4 separate regions of the Homo sapiens genome follow, and all the other regions are linked to region 1. The links are chromatin contacts, found by Hi-C or POLR2A ChIA-PET in ENCODE. All regions are on one chromosome and are shown on one strand. Each heading gives the region's core, a stretch centred on a gene start or an enhancer-like site at or near the end of the contact. The rest is flanking DNA. Distances are from core to core; before and after follow the strand shown. Region 1 holds the start of ZNF627 (zinc finger protein 627). Region 2 holds the start of ZNF44 (zinc finger protein 44). Region 3 overlaps SMARCA4 (SWI/SNF related BAF chromatin remodeling complex subunit ATPase 4). Region 4 holds the start of ZNF20 (zinc finger protein 20).

Evidence for each region. Hi-C counts contacts between places; a loop is a spot of excess contacts on that map. ChIA-PET counts read pairs that join two places held with the same protein, here RNA polymerase II (POLR2A). Pooled maps may share reads with other maps.
Region 2: a loop to region 1 is called in a pooled map, with 9 times the contacts of the local background. The contact joins the promoter of ZNF44 here to the promoter of ZNF627 in region 1. A Hi-C loop is called at or near these places in 1 of 37 single-sample maps with no recorded cell type and 7 of 50 pooled maps. POLR2A ChIA-PET finds 5 or more read pairs at or near these places in 1 of 52 experiments (naive thymus-derived CD4-positive, alpha-beta T cell).
Region 3: a pooled map shows a loop between it and region 1 (4-fold over the local background). The contact joins the enhancer-like site here to the promoter of ZNF627 in region 1. A Hi-C loop is called at or near these places in 1 of 168 maps with a recorded cell type or tissue (heart left ventricle) and 8 of 50 pooled maps. POLR2A ChIA-PET finds 5 or more read pairs at or near these places in 2 of 52 experiments (OCI-LY7 and naive thymus-derived CD4-positive, alpha-beta T cell).
Region 4: a loop to region 1 is called in a pooled map, with 6 times the contacts of the local background. The contact joins the promoter of ZNF20 here to the promoter of ZNF627 in region 1. A Hi-C loop is called at or near these places in 9 of 50 pooled maps. POLR2A ChIA-PET finds 5 or more read pairs at or near these places in 2 of 52 experiments (A673 and MCF 10A).

Annotation. Positions count from the first base shown.
Region 1 is chr19:11,594,658-11,600,157 of GRCh38, reverse strand. ZNF627 (zinc finger protein 627) reads right to left here and starts at 2,675. Exons shown (of 4, transcript NM_145295.4): 1 at 2,528-2,675. The coding sequence starts at 2,530. RefSeq lists silencers at 235-314, 2,281-2,420, 2,761-2,890 and enhancers at 2,571-2,650, 1,738-2,736.
Region 2 is chr19:12,291,903-12,297,402 of GRCh38, reverse strand. It overlaps ZNF44 (zinc finger protein 44), which reads left to right and starts at 2,520. Exons shown (of 4, transcript NM_016264.4): 1 at 2,520-2,711. The coding sequence starts at 2,709. RefSeq lists an enhancer at 2,136-2,185 and a silencer at 2,736-2,965.
Region 3 is chr19:11,034,846-11,039,251 of GRCh38, reverse strand. SMARCA4 (SWI/SNF related BAF chromatin remodeling complex subunit ATPase 4) reads right to left here. Exons shown (of 35, transcript NM_003072.5): 29 at 4,120-4,338. Among named protein-coding and RNA genes, the nearest start is that of LDLR, 52 kb to the left of the region's middle. RefSeq lists an enhancer at 2,868-3,027. Within about 2 kb of position 3,156, at least 14 of the 41 ENCODE cell types and tissues checked have a DNase peak (open chromatin) inside an H3K27ac peak, as active enhancers do; they include OCI-LY7, where a contact is called at or near this core.
Region 4 is chr19:12,138,231-12,143,730 of GRCh38, reverse strand. It overlaps ZNF20 (zinc finger protein 20), which reads left to right and starts at 3,381. Exons shown (of 4, transcript NM_021143.4): 1 at 3,381-3,551. The coding sequence starts at 3,549. It overlaps ZNF625-ZNF20 (ZNF625-ZNF20 readthrough (NMD candidate)), which reads left to right. Exons shown (of 8, transcript NR_037802.1): 4 at 1,016-1,090; 5 at 3,406-3,551. It also overlaps the pseudogene RPL17P47. RefSeq lists a silencer at 3,595-3,804.

The DNA.
Region 1 (5,500 bases), core at 1,426-3,925:
TAAGTAATAATTTTTAACAAACATAAGACTAGATATTTAATGTTTTCTGAAATCCACTTCCTTCTTGCCTCTTTGCAAAACTGTCTTATATTTCAAGGTCTACTGATGAAATACATTTATAGTTACTTAAAAAAGAAAAAAACTGAAACTGCAATAAGTGAACAAATCTTTTGCAGGGGACAAACCCAGGAAGGGGCTGCGCTAACCTGGAACAGAGGTACGTCTGACTCAAGTTTCACATCTTTTTTTTTGAGACAGAGTCTCGCTCTGTCACCCAGGCTGGGGTGCAGTGGTGTGATCTCGGTTCACTGCAACCTTTGCCTCCCACGTTAAAGCGATTCTCATGCCTCAGCCTCCCCAGTAGCTGAGATTAGAGGCACCTGCCACCACACCCAGCTAATTTTTGTATTTTTTAGTAGAGACAGGGTTTCGCCATGTTGGCCGGGCTGGTCTCGAACTCATGGCCTCAAGTGATCCGCCCACCTCAGCTTCCCAAAGTGCTGGGATTACAGGTGTGAGCCACCGCGCCCGGCCTAAGTCAGGTCATTCTATCACCTGGGATATCGTCCACCCCCTAACCTGCTCACTGAAGGGCTCAGTGACCACCCTTCCAAGAGACACTGCATTTTGCCTCCATCTGCCTGAAGTACATTTTGCTTTTCAAGTTCTTGCATCACCTCAGTGGGATGGGTTTTCCTGTCCTTGGGATAAGTTTTCTCACTTCACCAGTCTAAAAGAATCCAGAGGGCAAGAATCATATCTGTTTTTCCCCTCAATACCATCATCCATTTGGCTGGACACCAATGTGTCCCCCAAGGAATGGGATCTGGAATTAGGGGAAGAAAAGCTGAGTGTCCCAGGGGTGAGCTTTGAGAGGGAGGGGATATCAAGAGATTCCTCCGACCCCAGGACACCCAGCTCCTCCACTAAGAGGCCCCACCCCGTACTTCAGGCTGTCCAGTGGGAGCAGGCTGATACCAGACCCTTCAACAGATCTGGCTGCTGTGGGCATCCTGTGTCAGCCCAAACAGCCCTGAAGCCCAGGACCAGGAAAGGAGGATGCTCTGAAGACATATCACAGTTTAAAGTTTCCAAAGGGGAACCCCAACCCAAAGACACTGTTTTTTGTTTTTTTTATTTTAGGGTCCGGGTCTCACTATGTTGCTCAGGCTGGTCTCAAACTCCTGGCCTCAGGTGATCCTCCCGCCTTGGCCTCCCAAAGTGTTGGGATTACAGACATGAGCCATGGCACCAGGCCAACCAAAAGACATTCTGAGAACATCCCTGTGCCTAGGAGAGAGAAAAGGAGAAGAGGCACAAAGGTTTTTTCACAGCAGGGTCTCATACATGTATTCTCTGCTTTCCTCTCCTGTGAAATGTTCAGAAACAGAAAGCAAATATTTTTAAAAGACCAATCGATTGCTCCTTGAAAAAATAATACAAATTAATTAGTTTGAAATGTGCAATAAAGGACAAAGAGTTGATAATGTCGTGACTGGAGTTACCTTTTGGGAATATGGTGAAAGAAGTGGTATCAAGAATTATTTGCAAGCGCCAGAGGAGTCAGGCTAGGGGAACAAGGTCAAGGATTTGGGACCCTGTCCCCCTGGGGAGTGTTAAAATAATTAATTTGGAGACAATTAGAGGGCTGTGGCTATGGTGTCCTGGTTTCCTACCCAAGGAAACAGAAATCTAAGTCGAATGAAATTCTTTTATTTGATTTTATATTTTAAAAATTTGTAGTAGTTTTTTGGTCTCAGTCTGAATATGTTCATTTAAAAAAAATTAACAGAGATGGGGTCTCGCTATATTGCGAGGCTGATCTTCAACTCCTGGGCCCAAGCGATCCTCCTGTCTTGGCCTCCAAAAGCGCTGCGATTACAGGCGTGAGCCACCGCGCTCCAGCCTCAAATGAAATTCTTATAAATTACCAGTTTATAAGGAAATAAAATTTAGGGTTAATAAACCACAACCACCAATCCACCTCTGACTACATAAGCAGAAAATGTCCACCTAGATAGAGCAAATAAGGCGACTGCATAACTGTCACCAACCAAGTACTGAATTTGGTTCGCTTCCTCCTGCACCTTACAGCCTTTCCTTCCATTCCCTCCAACGGATCCCCAAGCCACAAACCACGACCGGGAGCTTCTCCATCGATGAGCCGCTGTTTGCTCAAATAAACTCTAAATTTTTAACGGGAGAAAGGCGGGACTGTGGGGGGCGGCCACAGACCGCAGCTCCTGCAACACGAACCACATCCGAGGAGGGATACCCCCATGACCCTCCCGCGGCCCCCGCACCATGTGGGGAGACGCGGGGCTGCGGGGCCGCAGGCGTCGCGCAGGGACGGGACAGGACGACCGGGGTCCCAGCTCCTGGCCCAGCCCCACCTTGCGGCCGAGGGAACTCGGGTCCCAGACCCCGGAGTCGCCGCAGGGAGGCCTAGGTCCCTCCACAGCCGGTTCCGGCCGGTTCCAACCAGCCCCTCCCCCAGGTCTGGGGACGCCTGACCCCTCACACGCACCATTTCTCGGCTTCCAGGTGTCCCGGCGTCCTCCCTACGACTCCCGCGACCTGTACAGGTCACGGCGCGACAGAGGCTGCGGCGGAGACACCTTGGGCCTCTCGGAGAAACGGAGACGCGAGCCCGGGTGGGGACGGTCGCCAGAAACAAAGGCTCCGTAGGGAGGCGCAGGCCCTGCCCTCCTCTCCCGGGCCCATCTGAATGGACAGTTGGCAGGGCCCCGCCCCAGCGCCCCTGATTGGATAGGGTGACATACCCCGCCCCCTAAGGCCTGAGTGACGTAGGAAGCCATGGAAACGTGGCTGTGCGTAGCAGTGTTGACTGGTTCTAGCCACTGCGCCTCTCAGGCCGAGTTTCCTCCCTGCACCCAGCCCGAGGGATATTTGAGGGTTTGTTTTGGTTTTTTTTTTTTTTTTTTTTTGAGACGGAGTTTCGCTTTTGTCGCCCAGGCTGGAGTGCAGTGGCGCGATCTCAGCTCACTGCAATCTCTGCCTCCCGGGTTCAAGCGATTCTCGTGCCTCAGCCTCCCGAGTAGCTGAATTACAGGCACCCGCCACCACGCCTGGCTAATTTTTGTATTTTTCGTAGAGACGGGGTTTCGCCATGTTACCGAGGCTGGTCTCTAACTCCTGACCTCAAGTGATACGCCCACCTCAGCCTCCCAAAGTGCTGGGATTACAGGCGTGAGCCACCACGCGTGGCCTTGTTTTGGTTTCCTTCCTTCCTTCCTTCCTTCCTTCCTTCCTTCCTTCCTTCCTTCCATCCTCCCTCCCTCCCTCCTTTCTTTTTTTTCTTTCAGGGTCTTGCTCTGTCACCCAGGCTGGACTGCAGTGGCATGATCTCGGCTCACTCCAGCCCCAATCTCCCGGGCTCAAACGATCCTCCTGCCTCAGCCTCCCTAGTAGCTGGGACCAAAGTCACGCCCCACCACACTCTGCTAATTTTATTTTGTTGTTGGTGCTGTGTGTGTGACGGGGGTGGGGTGGGTTAGATGGGGTCTCACTATGTTGACCAGGCTGGTCGTGAATTCCTGGGCTCAAGTGATCCTCCTGCCTAGGCCTCCCCAGGTGCTGGGATTACAAATGTGAGCCACCGTGCCCGGCCAATATTTGCATTTAATGCAGAGCTTGCTTCTAGCTTGCCAGAGTAGGCACTGTCTTCTTCTGGCACTCCATGAGCTCTTCCTTCTAATTCCTTCCGGACACAAGGTCACCAGTATGTGCAGGGAACTCCACACTCACTGTGACATGGAGCAATCGCCTTGCCTCAGAACGGGAGGGAGCCCAGGCTAGGCCAGGGAGGACAGGAAGAGGAGGAAGGGCCTGATGTTCCGGGAAACGGGCATTTGGGATGAGGCGTGCCAAGGCTTCCTCCCATACCCTCCGGTCCCTGAAAAAACATCTATACGTGGAAAAAAAAGTAGAAATAACTGAGGTGAGAGGAAGGATGCTCTCTGATGAAGTGATGTGGGATGAGACCCAAAGTAATGTATTAGTATTAAAAGGCAGGTTGGGCTGGGTGCGATGGAGCACGCCTGTAATCTAGCACTTTGGGAGGCCGAGGCAGGCGGATCACCTGAGGTCGGGAGTTCGGAACATGGAGAAACCCCATCTCTACTAAAAATACAAAATTAGGCCAGGCGCCGTGGCTCATGCCTGTAATCCCAGCACTTTGGGAGGCCGAGGCGGGCAGATCACGAGGTCTGGAGATCGAGACCATCCTGGCTAACACGGTGAAACCCCATCTCTACTAAAAATACAAAAAATTAGCCGGGCGTGGCAGTGGGCGCCTGTAGTCCCAGCTACTCGGGAGGCTGAGGCAGGAGAATGGCGTGAACCTGGGAGGCGGAACTTGTAGTGAGCCGAGATGGCGCCACTGCGCTCCAGACTGGGAGAGAGAGCGAGATTCCGTCTCAAAAATAAATAAATAAATAAAATAAAATAAATAAATAAATAAAAATACAAAATTAGCCGGGCCTGGTGGCACATGCCTGTAATCCCAGCTACTCGGGAGGCTGAGGCAGGAGAATCGCTTGAATCGGGGAGGTGGAGGTTGCGGTGAGCCAAGATCACACCATTGCACTTTAGCCTGGTCAACAAGAGAGAAACTGTCTCAAAAAAAAAGGCAGGTTAAGCTGGGCACAGTGGCTCATGCCTGTAATCCCAGCACTTTGGGAGGCTGAGGCAGGAGGATAACGAGGTCAGGAGTTTGAGACCAGCCTGGCCAATATAGTGAAACCCCGTCTCTACTAAAAATACAAAAAATTATTGAACCTGGGAGGTGGAGGTTGCAGTGAGCTGAGATCGTGCCACTGCACATCAGCCTGGGCGACAGAGCAAGACTTTGCCTGAAAAAAAAAAAAAAGGCAGGTTGGAGGATTCAGGGAAGATGGCAGAATAAAAATCATAAAGAATCTATGGCCAGGCATGGTGGCTCATGCCTGTAATCCCAGCAGTTTAGGAGGTCAAGGCAGGAGGATCAGTTGAGCCCGGGAGTTTGAAACCAGCCTGGGCAACATAGTGAGACCAACCCCTAACCCCATTTAAAAAATATGAAAATTAGCCAGGGGCTGAGCACAGTGGCTCATGCCTCCAATCCTAGCACTTTGGGAGGCCAAGACGGGAGGATTGCTTGAGCCTAGCAGTTTGAAACCAGTCTGGGCCACATAGTAAACCCTCCCACCCCATCTCTACAAAAAAATACAAAAATTGGCCGGGTGCAGTGACTCATGCCTGTAATCCCAGCACTTTGGGAGGCCGAGGCAGGCGGATCAGGAGGTCAGGAGATTGAGACCATCCTGGCTAACACGGTGAAGCCCCGTCTCTACTAAAACTACAAAAAATTAGCCAGGCGTGGTGGGGGATATAAAGAGCTGATGCCTTTTATTTTTTTCCCTTTGTCAACCTAAAATAATCGAAAGGCTCAAGATCCAGTTAAAATAGTTTATTCAAGGCCAGGCACAGTGGCTCATAT
Region 2 (5,500 bases), core at 1,271-3,770, 700 kb before region 1:
AATAGAATACATGCTGTCAGGCCAGGTGTGGTGGCTCATGCCTGGAATCCCAGCACTTTGGAAGGCAGAGGCAAGCAAATAAACCTGAGGTAAGGAGTTCAACACCAGCCAGGCCAACATGGTGAAACACTATCTCTACTAAAAAAACAAAAATTAGCTGGGCATGGTGGTGTGCACCTGTAGTCTCAGCTACTCGGGAGGCTGAGGCAGGAGAATCGCTTGAACCTGGGAGTCGGAGGTTGCAGTGGGCCGAGATCGCGCCACTACACTCAAGCCTGGGCAACAGAGTGAGACTCTATCTCAAAAACAACAACAACAAAAACAAAAACAACAAAATAAAACAAAAAAAAAACAACCATGCTGCCCTATAATTCCAGTTTTTTCACACATTTAACAATTTCATTTCATTGTTGATGTGTTTTTATTTTCTGGGATGAAAATGAATAGATCGCAAAAAAATTATATCAGTGAGAAAATTATGGCAGTGGAAGAGATCTGAGCCAACACCCGTTCTGCCCCGCCCCGCCCCCCGCCCCTGCCAACCCTCTGTCTTCTCTTTCCCTTAATCCTGGGCTCTTAGGCACAGCTAACTTTGGAAGATAGCTTAAATGATAATAAGCCTTCCCCAAAACTCAACTGCCTTTGTAAAACGAATGAATGGCCATCAGGCTGAGGGATGAAAGGAATCGGAATGCTGCTAAAGTGTAGACATAGATTGCCAGCTATTTCTGCAGATAACACCACTATTGTAGATTAGCATTTGTAGACGTATTTTCAGTTTTTGTTTGTTTGTTTGTTTTTTTTTTGCATGTCTGACACCACCTGCACCTGCCAACTCTGCTCCTGTGGCCCCAACCAGAAGTGATTCAGCATAACAGGATAGGTTTTTTTTTTTTTTGTCTTTTTTTTGTTTTTTTTTGAGACGGAGTTTCGCTCTTGTTGCCCAGGCTGGAGTGCAAAGGCACGATCTCGGCTTGGCGCGATCTCAGCTCACCGCAACCTCCACCTCCCGGGTTCAAGTGATTCTCCCGCCTTAGCCTCCCAGGTAGCTGGGATTACAGACATGTGCCACCACGCCCAGCTAATTTTGTATTTTTAGTAGAGACGAGCTTTCTCCATGTTGGTCAGGCTGGTCTCAAACTCCCGACCTCAGGTGATCCGCCCGCCTGGGCCTCCCAAAGTTCTGGGATTACAGGTGTGAGCCACCGGGCCCGGCCTCTTTTTTTCTTTTTTAAATATGTAGCAGTACAAGCCGCAGACAAGAACCCCTCAGACACCGAGTTGTGGAAGGAAAGGGCTTTATTCAGCTGGGCTGGGAGCATCGGCGGACTCACGTCTCCAAAAACCGAGCTCCCCGAGTGAGCAATTCTTGTCCCTTTTAAGGGCTTACAACTAGGAGTCCGCGTGAGAGGGTCGTGATTGATGGAGCAAACAGTGGGTACGTGACTGGGGGCTGCATGCACCGGTAACCAGAACTGAACAGAACAGGACAGGGATTTTCACAGTGCTTTTCCATACAATGTCTGGAATCATAGATAACACAGTTAGGTCAGAGGTTGATTTTTAACTACCCAGCCCAGGGCACAAGCCGGGTTATCTGCCTGTGGATTTCATTTCTGCCTTTTAGTTTTTACTTCTTCTTTGGAGGCAGAAATTGGGCATAAGACAATATGAGGGGTGGTCTCCTCCCTTATAGTATAGAGACGGAGTTTCACTCTATGTCCAGGCTGGTCTTGAACTACTGGCCTCAAGCGATCCTCCCACCTAGGCCTCCCAAAGTATTGGGATTACAGCGGTGAGCCACCACGCACTGCCAAGAGGACAGATTCCATCCCCAGTGATTTCATCCCCACCCCAACCAGTCAGTAGCAAGCCTAGCTACCTCCACCCTTTCTCCCAAACTGCCCTTGAAAAACCCCTACCAGAGGACCTTGGATGAGAATAATTTGAGTAGTAACTCCGTCTCTCACGTATCGTAGCTGGCCTAGTGTTTATTAAACTTTTTTTTTAACTGCAATACCGTGGTCTTTATTTGCGTAGCGCGCAGAAAGAACCCATCCAGCGCTTATAGTGGAAGAAAGGCTTGACCTTGCAGGCGACAGCCTCATCCCAAATTCCTGGTCCCTGGAGGACATCAGCACCACCCCCCCACCCACCCACCCCCTGTCCCCCGCTGCTACAGTGTGGCCTGTGTGGCCTCGGCTGCCCTCCTGCTCTGAGGCCAAGGGATGGCTCCACTGGACAGTGAGTCTGGGATTCCTTGCACACAATTGTTCAGGAGGAAGAAGCAAAAAGGGCCCACTGCGTACAGGTAGGAAATTCCGCTTTAAGGCAAACGTTTCCCGGGACGGGTCGGGTCACAACGCAGGGAGGAAGCCCGCCCTGCCAGGGGCCGGGTCTGGAACCTGTTCATCCGGCTGCACTCAGCACTGTGAGATCGCTTCTTCTGTCACTCAGTGCCCAGGAGGCGGGACCTGGAGGGCTACCCAATCAAAGTCGTGGGCGGGTTCCTGAGAATTGTCAATCAGGCGCGAGGCAGAGAGGAGGGTGTGACGTTCCAGGAGCTAGTGGCCTCTTCACCCTGGTGACCTCTGTTCCGTATTCTGTCACTGAGAGACGCCCTGGGACATCTGTGGTGGCTTTTGTCGCGCTGGGACCTACCCTGACTACGGGAGTTGGGAGGACCCGGGACACCGCACAGCCGGGAAATGGTGAGTGTGCGGGGCCCGGCGTCCTGAGGCAGGGCGAAGGGCTGGTCGGAACCAGTCGGAACCGGCTGTGGCGGGACCCGGGCCTCGCCGCAGCGTCTTTGGGGTCTGGGACCTGAGCGCCCCCTGCGCACCTCGGTCCTCGGTCCGTTTGGCCGCAGGGTGGGGCTGGGCCGGCAGCCGGGACCCCGGGCGTCCTGTCCCGTCCCTGAGCTGCGACTGCGGCCCCGGCCCCGGCGCCCCTCTCTGGGCAGCTCCGCGCCCTCAGCCCCGCTTCTCCCCAGATTGTGCGGCGGAACCAGTACAGGTTCGCAGCCCAAGTCACTGCACCCGGACGCCGAGGGCTGCAGCAGAAACGGTTTAATAGGAGAGGACACCCTAGATCCGCCTCCGTGAGAGGTTTGAGGATGGGGTGTTTAGGGGTCTGGACGGGGGTGGTTGGGATGTGGGGTCGCTGGTTGGTGGAGAAGTGAGGGGTGAATCTTGGGACTGGAGGTGAAGAAACCGCATTCTGCTGCTGAGTGGGCTTCCTTGTGGGGTCTTCAGCCTGCTTGGCGCCAGCCTTTCCGCTGGAATTCAAGATCTGAGAAAGAACTTAGACGACTCTTGAGCAACTCTCAGAGATCTTATCCCCAGGCCAATGGGGAAGCCGGCGGTCAGCGTCTGCTGTGACCTGACTCTCAGGGAGGCGGCTTCCTGTGAAGCAGCGGGGCTGAGGGCACCTGGTTAATATCTAACTGCAATCTCGCCTCCAGCCTGGCTCGCAGTTCCTGTGAGCCCGGTGAGGAGGCTGCACGGTGACGGTGGGAGGGTCACTAGGCACAAACCAGACTCGTGTGTGGGGTTTGTGTGTGGGAGGAGCTGTGGTCTCTGTGCTCTTCAGTCCTTTCTTTCCAAGGGCGACCATTTCTCCTCCGAGGCTTTCAAAGATATTGGCATCAGGGTCTTTGAGACCTGTCCCTTCATCCTAACTCCTCTTGGGGCTAACAGTAAATCTTTTGGTTTCCAGAGCCTTCCATATGCTAACTTCACTCCTCAATTCCCAGTAACGTTATGAACCCTTTGTCAGCAAGACGATATTTCAAATAGACACAGAATTTTGTCGTTTGTTTTCAGATAGCAATGTATGGCTCTTTTTAAACAGATTTATTTTGTTTTCCTTAACATTTCACATGTGAGGAAGAAGAGAATAACCACCTGACACTGCTGTAAAAAAAACCAAACCTTTGTGCCTCTTTTATCTCCCCTAGGCACAGATGCCTTCTCAGTATGTCCTTTACAGGGTGATGTGACCTCAGCCCACCCTGTATCTTTTCCAGGCCCTGTGTTATGGAACTTTCTGGGGCTACCCTAAGATGCTGGAAGCTGCCAATCTCATGGAGGGCCTAGTGGATATCGGCCCTTGGGTCACTCTTCCCAGAGGACAGCCTGAGGTGTTGGAGTGGGGCCTCCCAAAGGATCAGGTGGATGCACTGGGGTGGGAGGAATCTTCTGGTATATCATTCCTGTAAAAAGCTAACCCCTGGGCTGGGCGCGGTGGCTCACGCCTGTAATCCCAGCACTTTGGGAAGCCGAGGCGGGCGGATCACCTGAGGTCAGGGGTTCAAGACCACCCTGGCCAACATGGTGAAACCCCATCTCTACTGAAAATACAAAAATTAGCCGGGCATGGTGGCAGGTGCCTGTAATCCCAGCTACATGGGAGGCTGAGGCAGGAGAATCACTTGAACCTGGGAGGTGGAGGTTGCAGTGAGCCGAAATCACAATCATGCCATTGCACTCCAGCCTGGGCGACAAGAGGGAAACTCTGTCTCAAAAAAAAAAAAAAAAAAAAAAAAACCTAACCTCTGGGACATTGACATTTTTTTCCCCAAGCCTAGTTTCCATTCCTTGGTGACGCATGGCTTATCAGAAAATTGGATGGTGTTATTCAGGGGACAAGACAAATGATTTCTGCCTTCTGGACTCTCTCCGACTGTGAAGCTAGAAAACTGTTTCTAAAAACTGAAAAACCCACCCAATGAGGTTTTGCATGAGCCTGAAAAAGACATAAGGCAGTGTCTCCTAGGAATGTGGTTGCTGAGCACTTCAATGAGCACCGTGGGGCTGGCGGATGTGCCAGGTGATAGAACGACCTGACCTGACGGTTGAGTGAGACTTGTCTGTGTTCCAGTCAGTTCTGCCCCACCCTGGGTTAGTTACCCTGAAAAGATTTGTTCAGTTATTTCCAATTTAATTTTTTATTAACTGTAAAGGGCATCCTATCATTAGAGATTATAGAGAAGATAAAGTGTTTCTAAAGAGGCCAGAAAGAGTTGGAATTCAGAAAACAAATTATATATATGTAGTTTTCTATTCCTTTTTTTTATTATTTTTATTTTTTATAAGACAGGGTCTCCCTCTGTTGCCCAGGCTGGAGTGTAGTGGCACCATCATGGCTCACTGCAGCTTAGGCAGCCTAGACTGCCTGGGCTCAGCCTCCGGAGTAGCTGGGAATGCCCACCATGCCCTACTAATTTTTGAGTATTTTGTAGTGATGGGGTTTCCTCATGTTGCCAGGCTGGTCTTGAAGTCCCGGGCTCAAGTGATCCTCCTGCCTTGGCCTCCCAAAGTGCTGGGATTACAGGCATGAGCCACTGGACCCAGGCCCTATTCCATTTTTTAAAAACTTTTTTTCTTTTCTTTTCTTTTTTTTTTTTTTCTGAGATGGAGTTTCACTATATTGCCCAGGCTGGAGTGCAATGGTACTATCTTGGTTCACTGCAACCTCTGCCTCCCAGGTTCAAGCAATT
Region 3 (4,406 bases), core at 1,907-4,406, 560 kb after region 1:
CTCCCAAGTAGCTGGGATGACAGGTGCCCACCACCATGCCTGGCTAATTTTTGTATTTTTAGTAGAAACGGGTTTTTGCCATGTTGGCCAGGCTGGTCTTGAGCTCCTGACCTCAGGTGATCTGCCCACCTCGGCCTCCCAAAGTGCTTGGGATTACAGGCATGTGTCACTGTGCCTGGCATTTTTTTTTTTAATAGAGACAAAGGTCTTGCTATTTTGGCCAGACTGGTCTCAAACTCCTGAGCTGAAATGATCCCCCCGCTTTGGCTTCTCCAAGTGCTGGGATTACAGGCACAAGCTGCCAGGTCTGACCACCTTTTTTTATTGTTGTTGCTATTTTAAATAACGCTATTGACAACTGACATTGTTTAAGACAGATTCCTCATGGTAAAACTGCTGAGAAGAACATGAATATGAACAATATTAAGAGAATCCCCAGGTATTAATTTTCAATGGTACTAATAACTTATCCCAATGGTAAAAAATGCAGCCGGGGAGCCAGGTGTCCAGGGAATCTGAGGCTGTGCCAGTGAGCTGGGCACTGTGCCTGGCGCTGAGGACAGAGCTGTGACTTGAACCAGCCAGGGCCCTTTCCCCTACCCTTGGAAGGAAGATGGTGATCAGACAGCAACACCCCACAAGTGGGGTAACAAACGTGTCAGGTGCCAGGAAGGAGGGAAGAGAGAGACACCAGAATGATGGAGCAGACATGTCTTAGAGAAGATGGGAAGCTGAGAGCCTGAGGGGCCCAGGAGGATGGAAGGCAACCGGGTCAAAGAAGCAGCATGGAGGGCACAGCAGGCAGGAGGCACCAGGAGAAGGCCCCCTGCAGACCCAGGGCGGAGCGGCGGGTGCCCCCCAGACTCATGTCTACCTGGAACCTCGGAATGGGACCTTCTTTGCAAATGAGGTCTTTACTTTTGGGATTAAGTTTTAAAAATTGTTCTTAAAAGACACAGAAGGGGACACAGAGGAGAAGTCCCCATGAAGACAGAGGCAGAGATGGGGTGACGCTGCCCCAAGCCAGGAGGCTTCTGGAACCATCAGAAGCTGGAAAAGCCAAGGAAGGGTCCTCTCCTAGGGCCTCGAAAGGAACACAGCCCTGCCCACACCGTGGGTTCAGACTTCTGGCCCAGAATGCAGAGAAAATAGTTCTGTTGCTTTAGGCTGCCACAGTCATGGCCATGTCCGATGGCGGCCATAGGAGCATTTTGAAGGCTTTGAGTTCACTTGGCAACAGATGGCTGCCAGAAAAGTGGTGCCAATTCCACAGCCAACAGTAGTGGGGAGACAGTGTTTTGTATAATATTTTTCACAACTGTGAATTTGAATATACTGTGTAATAAGATGGGCTCAATGGGAAAAAATAGTCTCTTCAACAAATGCTGCTGGGACAACTGGATTTCCAGTTGGATGGATGAAGATGGACCCCTACCTCACATCATGTATAAAATTTAACTCAAAATGGATCTTACATGGATCTACATGGAAGAGATCAAATTATAACCCTCCTAGGAGAAAAGACAGGGGCAAGTCTTCGTGACCTTGGATAGGCGATGGTTTCTCAGATACAACACCAAGGCACAGGTGAAAAAGAAAAATCGACTGTAAGTACAATGAAACACTTCTGTGCTTCAACGGATATCACGGAAGCGAAAAGAGAATGTGCAGAATGGAACAAAATATTTACAAATGATATCTGATAAGGCACTTGTAAATAACTTACAATTCAATATTAAGATAAATATATTTTAAATTTGGGTAAAGGATGATGTGACTAGACATCTCTTTCTAGAGGATACACAAAGGGCCAAGAAGCATATGAACAGATACTCCACACCATTAGCCATCAGGGAAATGCAAATCCAACCACACTCAGATGGCACTTCATACGTGCTGGGATGGCTAGAATCAGCGGGCGAGGGAACAGCAAGGGTTGCTGAGGATGTAGAGAAAGAGGAATTCTCATACACAGCTGGTGGAACTGTGAACTGGCGTAGCCACCAAGGAAACCAGGCTGGGGTCCCTCAAAAGGTTAAATAGAGAACTAACATTGTTCCGGCAACTCTACGCCTAGGCACATATTAAAGAGAAATCAGATATTAAAGAGAAATCACATATTAAAGAGAAACGCGTGCACGCAAAAACGTGTACGTGAATGTTCACGGTAGTATTGTTTGTAATAGCCCGAAAGTGGATACAACCCAAGTGTCCATCAAGAATGGACAGAAAAACCGAATGTGACAAATCTGTACGAGGCAGGATTATTTCACCATCAAAGAATGCAACACACCTGCTGCATCATGGGTCAGCATGTTACATTGCGTGAAAAAAGCCTGACACCAAAGCATCCCACGCTGTAGGACTCCACTGACAGGAAACGCCCAGAACAGGTAAAACTATATGGACAGAAAGTACATCAGTGGTTGCCTGGGGCTGGGGAGAATCCATGAATTACCAGGAATGGCAAATCGGGGCAGGGCTTCTTTTGGGGGCGATGAGAATGTTCTAAAATGGACTGTGGTGAGAGATGCACAACTCTTGGATACACTGAAGATGATTGTATCATATACCCCAAAAGGGTGAACTGTATGGTATGTAAATTACACCTAGAAAAAAATGTACATAGAGCAGCCACGTATGAACTGATCTTAAATTTAAAAGGTACTCACTGCCTCAAATATGCAGGGCTGAGCTGGGCACCGTGGCTCATGCTCGTAATCCCAGCTACTCTGCAGGCCGAGGCGGGTGGATTGTTTGAGCCCAGGAGTTTGAGACCAGCCTGAGTGACACAGTGAGACCCCCACTTTACAAAAAATTTAAAATTAGCCAGGCGTGTTGGTGTGTACCTGTAGTCTGAACTACTCAGGAGGCTGAGGTGTGAGGATCACTTGAGCCCCCAGGAACTGGAGGCCAGCCTGGGTAACACAGCAAGACTTTGTCTTTATTAAAAAAGAAAAAAATGCAGGGCCGGTGACACTCATACAGCAGCCAAACAGCTCTGCTGTCACACAGGTCTGTGGCAGGGCTCACACTGTCTTTTCAGGGTTTCTCTTCTGGGTCCTGGAGCGCTGTGCTTGGGAGGCTGGCTGGGGAACAGGATGGCCTGTCTGTCACCTGGGCTCCTGGTGTGTTTCAACAGCGCCCTCTGGTGCACAGCTTGGCAGGCAAGCTCATGAGTCTGGGCTGCTGAGGTCCCAGGAGGGAACCGGGGCTGTTTGGCCACATGGGCTAGGCCACATGGCTCTTTCCTGGGTGTGGCACTTTGCATGGCATAGCCAAAAGCTGCCACCTGCCTTCTCGGAATTATTGCTTCAGGACATTTTTATGACACAACTTCAGGGATGGATTCTGAATCATCGTCTCTATAACTCAGAGCCCCTGAGCTGGGAAGGGGTCTGATCTGTCACCGTAACCCCAGTGAGGACATCAGTGCCAGGCATCTGTCACAGTGTGCCTTGGGCTGGGAAAGTTGGGTCGGGTGAAGCCCCAGGAGCACCGCACGACTGACTCAAAGACATCTGCAGCTGCTGTTGCAGGGCCAGCTGCCATCTGCTGAGAACGGGCCCTCACGTCAGCTCCACAAGCAACTGCCAGCCCCGTGCAGCACCTGCCAGGTTCAGAGGCCCTTGGGGGCTTGCCCTCTCCTCCCTCCCCATGACTGAGTCTCCCCAGCTCATGGGGGGGGACTTGCCCAAAGTGAGGCTGCCTGCAGCCAGCAGTGCAACGCTTTGCAGGGCGCCTCAATAGTCCATGATTCACCCTTGTGCCTCCCTCCTGGCAGGTACTGGGAAAGCCAGCAGTCCACTGAGATCAGCAACATGATTTTTAACCTCGGGAAGAGGTAAACCCTTTTACTTGAAAGACCAACCATAACCAGCAGCAGGTTTTGAGCTGCTCAGGAACCGTGGGTCCTTCTTGCATTCCAAGGCAGAGCCAAAAGGACCTGACCATCCCTGGCCCACATCGGAAGGCTCTCGGCTGCCTGCGGAGCCTGGCCAGGAGTGGCCCAAGGAAAGCATTTTGGACCCAGGCCTGAGTCCTGGCGGTGGGCCCTTTGTCTCCCCAGCCCTGCCTGGCGCTGGCCTGCGGCAGCTGCTGGGCCTCTCCAGCATGTACCTTGAGCCACTGCTTCTCCGTCAGTGAGTCGCTGTAGTCCACCTCCTTGCGGTGGCGGGAGCCACGGCCGAACATCTTCTCCTCCTCCTCCTCACAGGTCAGCCGCTCCACCTCCGCGTCGTCCTTGATGATCCACGAGGGGAGCTCGTCCTCCTCCATGAGGCGCGGCTTCCGCTTGGGGTTGCGGGCCTCCTCGCGCCTGCGGTCCAGGTCCATGCGCTGGTGGGCAGGGAGGCAACGGGAGAGGCATCAGCATGCAGGCACCAGGGGCACGCTAGAGCCAGAAC
Region 4 (5,500 bases), core at 2,132-4,631, 540 kb before region 1:
AGGTGATCCACCTGCCTTGGCCTCCCAAAGTGCTGGGATTACAGGCGTTAGCCACTGCGCCCGGCCATTTTTGTATTTTTAGTAGAGACGGGTTTCTCCATGTTGGCCAAGCTGGTCTTGAACTCCTGACCTCAAGTGACCCACCTGCCTCAGCCTCCCAAAATGCTGGGCTTACAGGTGTGAGCTACTGCGCCAGGCCTAATATCTTTTTTTTTTTTTGAGACAGAGTCTTGTTCTGTGGCCAGGCTGGAGTGCAGTGGTGCAATCTTGGCTCACTGCAACCTCCGCCTCCCAGGTTCAAGAGATTCTCCTGCCTCAGCCTCCTGAGTAGCTGGGACTACAGGCATGCGCCACCACGCCCAGCTAATTTTTGTATTTTTAGTAGAGATGGGGTTTCACCATGTTGGCCAGGATGGTCTCAATCTCTTGACCTCATGATCTGCCACCTTGGGCTCCCAAAGTGCTGGGATTATAGGCACCACGCCTGGCCCTAATCTCTTCTCAAAGTACTTTTTTCTTTAATGAATGTCTTAAATAAAAACTTTTTTCTAACCACAAACTTTTTTTTAAATTATTTTATTATGTAATTTTTTTTTAGAGAGTTGGTCTTGCTGTTTGGACCCGGCTGGAGTGCAGTGATATTCACAAGTGTGATCTTAGTGCATGAGAGCTTCATATTCCTGGGCTCACAATCCTTCTACCTCAGCCTGCCAAGTAGCTGTCACTACAGGTACCAGCTGCTGTGCCTGGCTTCCACCTTTTTTTTTTTTTTTTCTTTAATCAGTTCCTTTTAAAGACCAAAGAAAACCTGTCCTCTTGTGTGGCCTGAGTTGATCTATGAACATTATTCACTATGACCCAGAAAATCCCACGAAGTCGTGCATGTTAGAAGGATGAAACCCTCATGTTCACTGTAAACTGTGAAGGTGCTCAGGCCATCACAGGTATGCCTATATGAAAAGCCACCAAGTATCTGAAATATTTTCTTTTACAGAAATTATGTGTACCATTTCAGTCTTAGAAAGTGGAGTTGGTCGCTGTACGCAAGACAGACATTGGGGCTGGACTCACCATCAGTGGCCCCGAAAAGGTACTGAAATTTGCTTACAAGTGCAGAGTTATGCTGAACTTAAGGGTATAGATGTAGATTCCCTGGTTATTGAGCACATCCAGGGAAAAGGCACCCATAATGTACCACCTGACTTACAGAACTCATGGGCAGATGAACCCATCCACAAACTCCCCTGCCACATCCAGATGATGCTTAGTGAAAAGAAACACCTTGTTCCAAAAGCAGAAAAGGAGGATGCACGGAAGAAAAAGATACCCCAGAAGAAACATAAACTTAAGAGACAAACAAATTCAGCCAAAAGAAAATGCAAATAAAAGTTCAAAACAAAACAAAACAAAAAAACCTCTAAAATTCATAAAACACAAAATGACAAACTCTATTAAATATGCCCCTATGATATCTCTTAGATAAAAGTTGGCCGTAATAGAGAAAATGAAGATAGGTGTTGGTGACTGGCAGATTCTGGGTCTACGATGAATCAGAGAAGGATGGTTTTCACTTTGTTTTACATTTTTTTAATGCTTGATGTTGACTTGGTAGAAAGATGATAATAAAGAGATTCTTCTGTCTATGTGTTTCTTTTAGATTACTCATGTGGACTGAAGAAAAAAAATTAAATTTGTTAAAGAAAGTGAGTTTGATTTAGGATTGTGACTGAGGACAATAGCCTGGAAGCAGTTCTGACAGATGGCTGCTATGTAATATTTTGGTTCACAGTTTATAAGAGACATGTGGGCCCTGTGCTCTATCTTGTTTTTTCTTCAAAGCATAATTCTGGAGAGCTGGAGAGTCCCAGAGTCAGGAATGTTATAAAGTCAGGCTGGAAACCAGAAATAAGTAACATGACTAAACATTTGTGTGTTTTTTTGTTTTGTTTTGAGACAGAGTCTCGCTCTATTGCCCAGGCTGTAGTGCAGTGGTGCAATCTCGGCTCTCTGCAACCTCAGCCTCTTTGATACAAACGATTCTTCTGCCTCAGTCTCCCGAGTAGCTGGGATTACAGGTGGGCTCTACCACACCCGGCTAATTTTTGTATTTTTAGTAGAGACGGGATTTCACCATGTTGGTCACGCTGGTCTCCAACTCCTGATCTCAGGTGATCCAGCCACCTCGCCCTCCCAAAGTGCTGGGATTACAGGCTTGAGCCACAGCGCCCAGCCACTACTGCCTCACTTTCATGCAGTTAAATAATCTTGGACACTTCCTCCTCGACTTTATACATACACACTGGAGGAGAGCTTTGCTCGTGTGTTATTCTCGCAGTGGGATTGAGGATGTTTGTCTCATGGAAACTGATGAATGATGTGAGAAGCAGGTGAATAACCTGCAGGGGGCAGCAGAGACCGACGCCAGGGACGGGACGCTGAGGCTAGTATGGATCCTGCCAAGGAGTGAAGTGGAGTTCTGGGTGCTTCCTGGGCAGCCGCCCTCCCCTGCAGGTGGCTTGCAGCTGCTCAGAGCAGATCCAGAAAGAGTGTGGGTTCTGACATGCTGCAGCGCCCTGGAAAGCAGGAGACCCACGTGCAGGTGCACTTCAGGAGTTCTGTCCTTTCTGCGGCTGTACATCTGGAATCTGGGGCGGTTTTCGGGAGCAGTGTTTTGGGTTTGACATGCATAGAGTCCCTGGGGTCAGACTGTAATTTGCATATCTGAAGAAAATCCGTAAAGATCAAGTTCAGGGAAATAACTGTTTGGGACCTCTCCTGGAGAAGGGGCTTATGCAGTTGACAGTTTATTTAGGTCAGAAGCTTAAAATCACCAAGTGAGAGTTTTCTGCCGATGAAGATGAAGGTCTGGAAGGAGGGAGAGTTTCCACACTGTGAGGTGGGGTGAGATGTGTGAAAGCCTTGGCCATGTCTCATCCCTAATTCCGGGCCCCTGAAGGACAACTGCCTCTCCTTCTTGGTGCAGTCGTGCCTGGCCTGATCTGGGCTCCCCTTCCTGCTCTGAGGTCAGCACATCGCTCCATTGGACACTCAGTCTGGAATTCCCTGCACACACTTACAACCCTGTGCAGGACGAAGAAGCACTGACAGCCCATTGAATGAGGAAGAAGATAGTGCCCTGTGTAAAAATCAGGAGCAAATTTGGCTGAAAAGAAAATATCCAATGACCAGGGCTCAGGGAAGGAGTTGTCCCTTAGAGAGAAGCTGTGGCTAGAACCGATCAGTCCGGCTTTGCAGGGCTCGTTACCCAGGGCTTCTGCCGTCACTCAGTTCTGAGGGGGCGGGGCCTTGTACCTTGTCCAATCAGAAGCGCCGGGGCGGAGCCCGGCCAACGGTCCGTCCGGAAGGAGGAGGCCCATTCCAGCTTCTACTTTTGTTGCTATGCAGGTTGTTGTCGGGATACCAGATTTCCTACTCCGAGAGGCCCCGGGTCCCTCTGCCACAACTTCTGTCGCTCTGCCGCCTGCACCGTGACCCGCACTATTCACGGGAGCCCTAGAGAGGACACCGGGACACCCAGAAGCCGGGAAATGGTGAGTGTATGGGGCCGGAGTCCCCAGACGGGGGAGGGGCTGGGTGGAACCGGCCGGAAGCGGCTGTGGTGGGATCTGGGCCTCCTCGCCGCGCCTCCTGGATCTGGGACCCGAATCCCTCTGTCTCAGCTCGTCCCTGCGTCCCCTCGGCCGCAGGGTGCGGCTGGGCCGGCAGCCGGGACCCCGGGCGTCCTCCTGTTCTGTTCCTGCGCGGGCGACTGTGGGCCCCGACCCTGGAGCCCTCTCTGGGCAGCTCCGCGCCTGCAGCCCCGCGTCTCTTCAGATTTTGCGGGGACCACGGGAGGGTCATGGGGGAATCCTGCGGATTTTTTTTTCTGTTAAAGAGTTTGGGCCGGGCGCGGTGGACCATGCTTGTAATCCCAGCACTTTGGGAGGCCGAGGCTTGCGGATCACGAAGTCAGGAGATCGAGACCATCCAGGCTAACACAGTGAAACCCCGTCTCTACTAAAAATACAAAAAATTAGCCGGGCATGGTGGCATGCGCCTGTAGTCCCCGCTACTCAGGAGGCTGAAGCAGGAGAATCGCATGACCCCAGGAGACGAAGGTTGCAGTGAGCCGAGATCACGCCACTGCACTCCAACCTAGGGGACAGAGCGAGATTCCATCTCAAAAAAAAAAAAAAATTTAAAGAGTTTGAGCAAACAGCGATTCATGAGTGAGAAACGCCCAGTCATGATTTGTGGTTTTGGTACCAGAAAGTTTTAAGAAGAATTGCATTTTGTTAACGGTGGAGGGGGTCCAGGTTCTTGGCGTCTTGAACAAAGAATTGGACAAAACGCACAAAGCAAGGAAGGAATGAAGGGATTTAACACTCCACAGTGTGCAAGCGGGGCTGAGCACAGGGGCTCAAAGGCCCCGTTACAGAATTTTTGGGAGTTTAAATACCCCCTGGAGGATTCCATTGGTTACTTGGGGTATACTCTATGTAAAAGGAGAGGATGAAGTAAGGTTATAAAATCATTTACTTGGCTTACGCCCTATGGAGTAGGTATTTCCTTTCATAGCTGAAGTTTGAATAGGCCTTATGTTCCCTGCGTCCAGACCCTATTTTCCTGCCTCAATTTGAGTTTGATTTTGGTGTCCTTAGGTAGTTTCTTATAGCACTAAACACACTTCAGTCTAATTGCTGCTGCTTTAAATTTTTTCACACTGTCTATAGGGACTGGCTTCCTCCTGCATTTTCCTAATGTATGGGTCTCAAATCCTCCACCCTGCTACCCCGCCCTAACTCTTCAGCAGTTTGCAGTAACATCTTAAATTTTCAATTACTTTTCCGCATCTCCAAACATTAACTCCCCTTCTCCAACTCACAGTATTATCAACTTTCTTTTTTTTTTGAGACGGAGTTTCGCTCTTGTTGCCCAGGCTGGAATGCAATGGCATGATCTTGGCTCATTGCAACCTCTGCCTCCCGGGTTCAAGTGATTCTCCTGCCTCAGCCTCCTGTATCAACTTTCTTTATTGTAGAGTATATTTCTTCATCCTTTCTTTCACATAGATGCAGTATTTTAGTGGTTTATCATCTTTTCACAAGGTCATGGATAACTTTTTTTAAAATATTTGTGTTCTGTTTCTGAACATTTCACATAGAATAGAGAATAACCACTTGATACTCCAGTGAAAAACCTCTGTTCCTCTCCTCTTATCTTCGTAAGGCACAGACACCATCTCAGAATGTCTTTGGGTTGTTTCCTTTTTTTTTTTTTTTTTTGAGAGAAAGTCTCTCTTTGTAACCCAGGCTGAATTGAAGTGGCGTGGTCTTGGCTCACTGCAACCTCCGCCTCCCAGGTTCAGGTGATTCTCCTGCCCTCAGTCTCCCGAGTAGCTGGGTTTACAGGTATGCGCCACCATACCCCATGTATTTTAAGTAGAGATGGGGTTTCACCATGTTGGTCAGGCTGGTCTCGAACTCCTGAGCTCAAATGA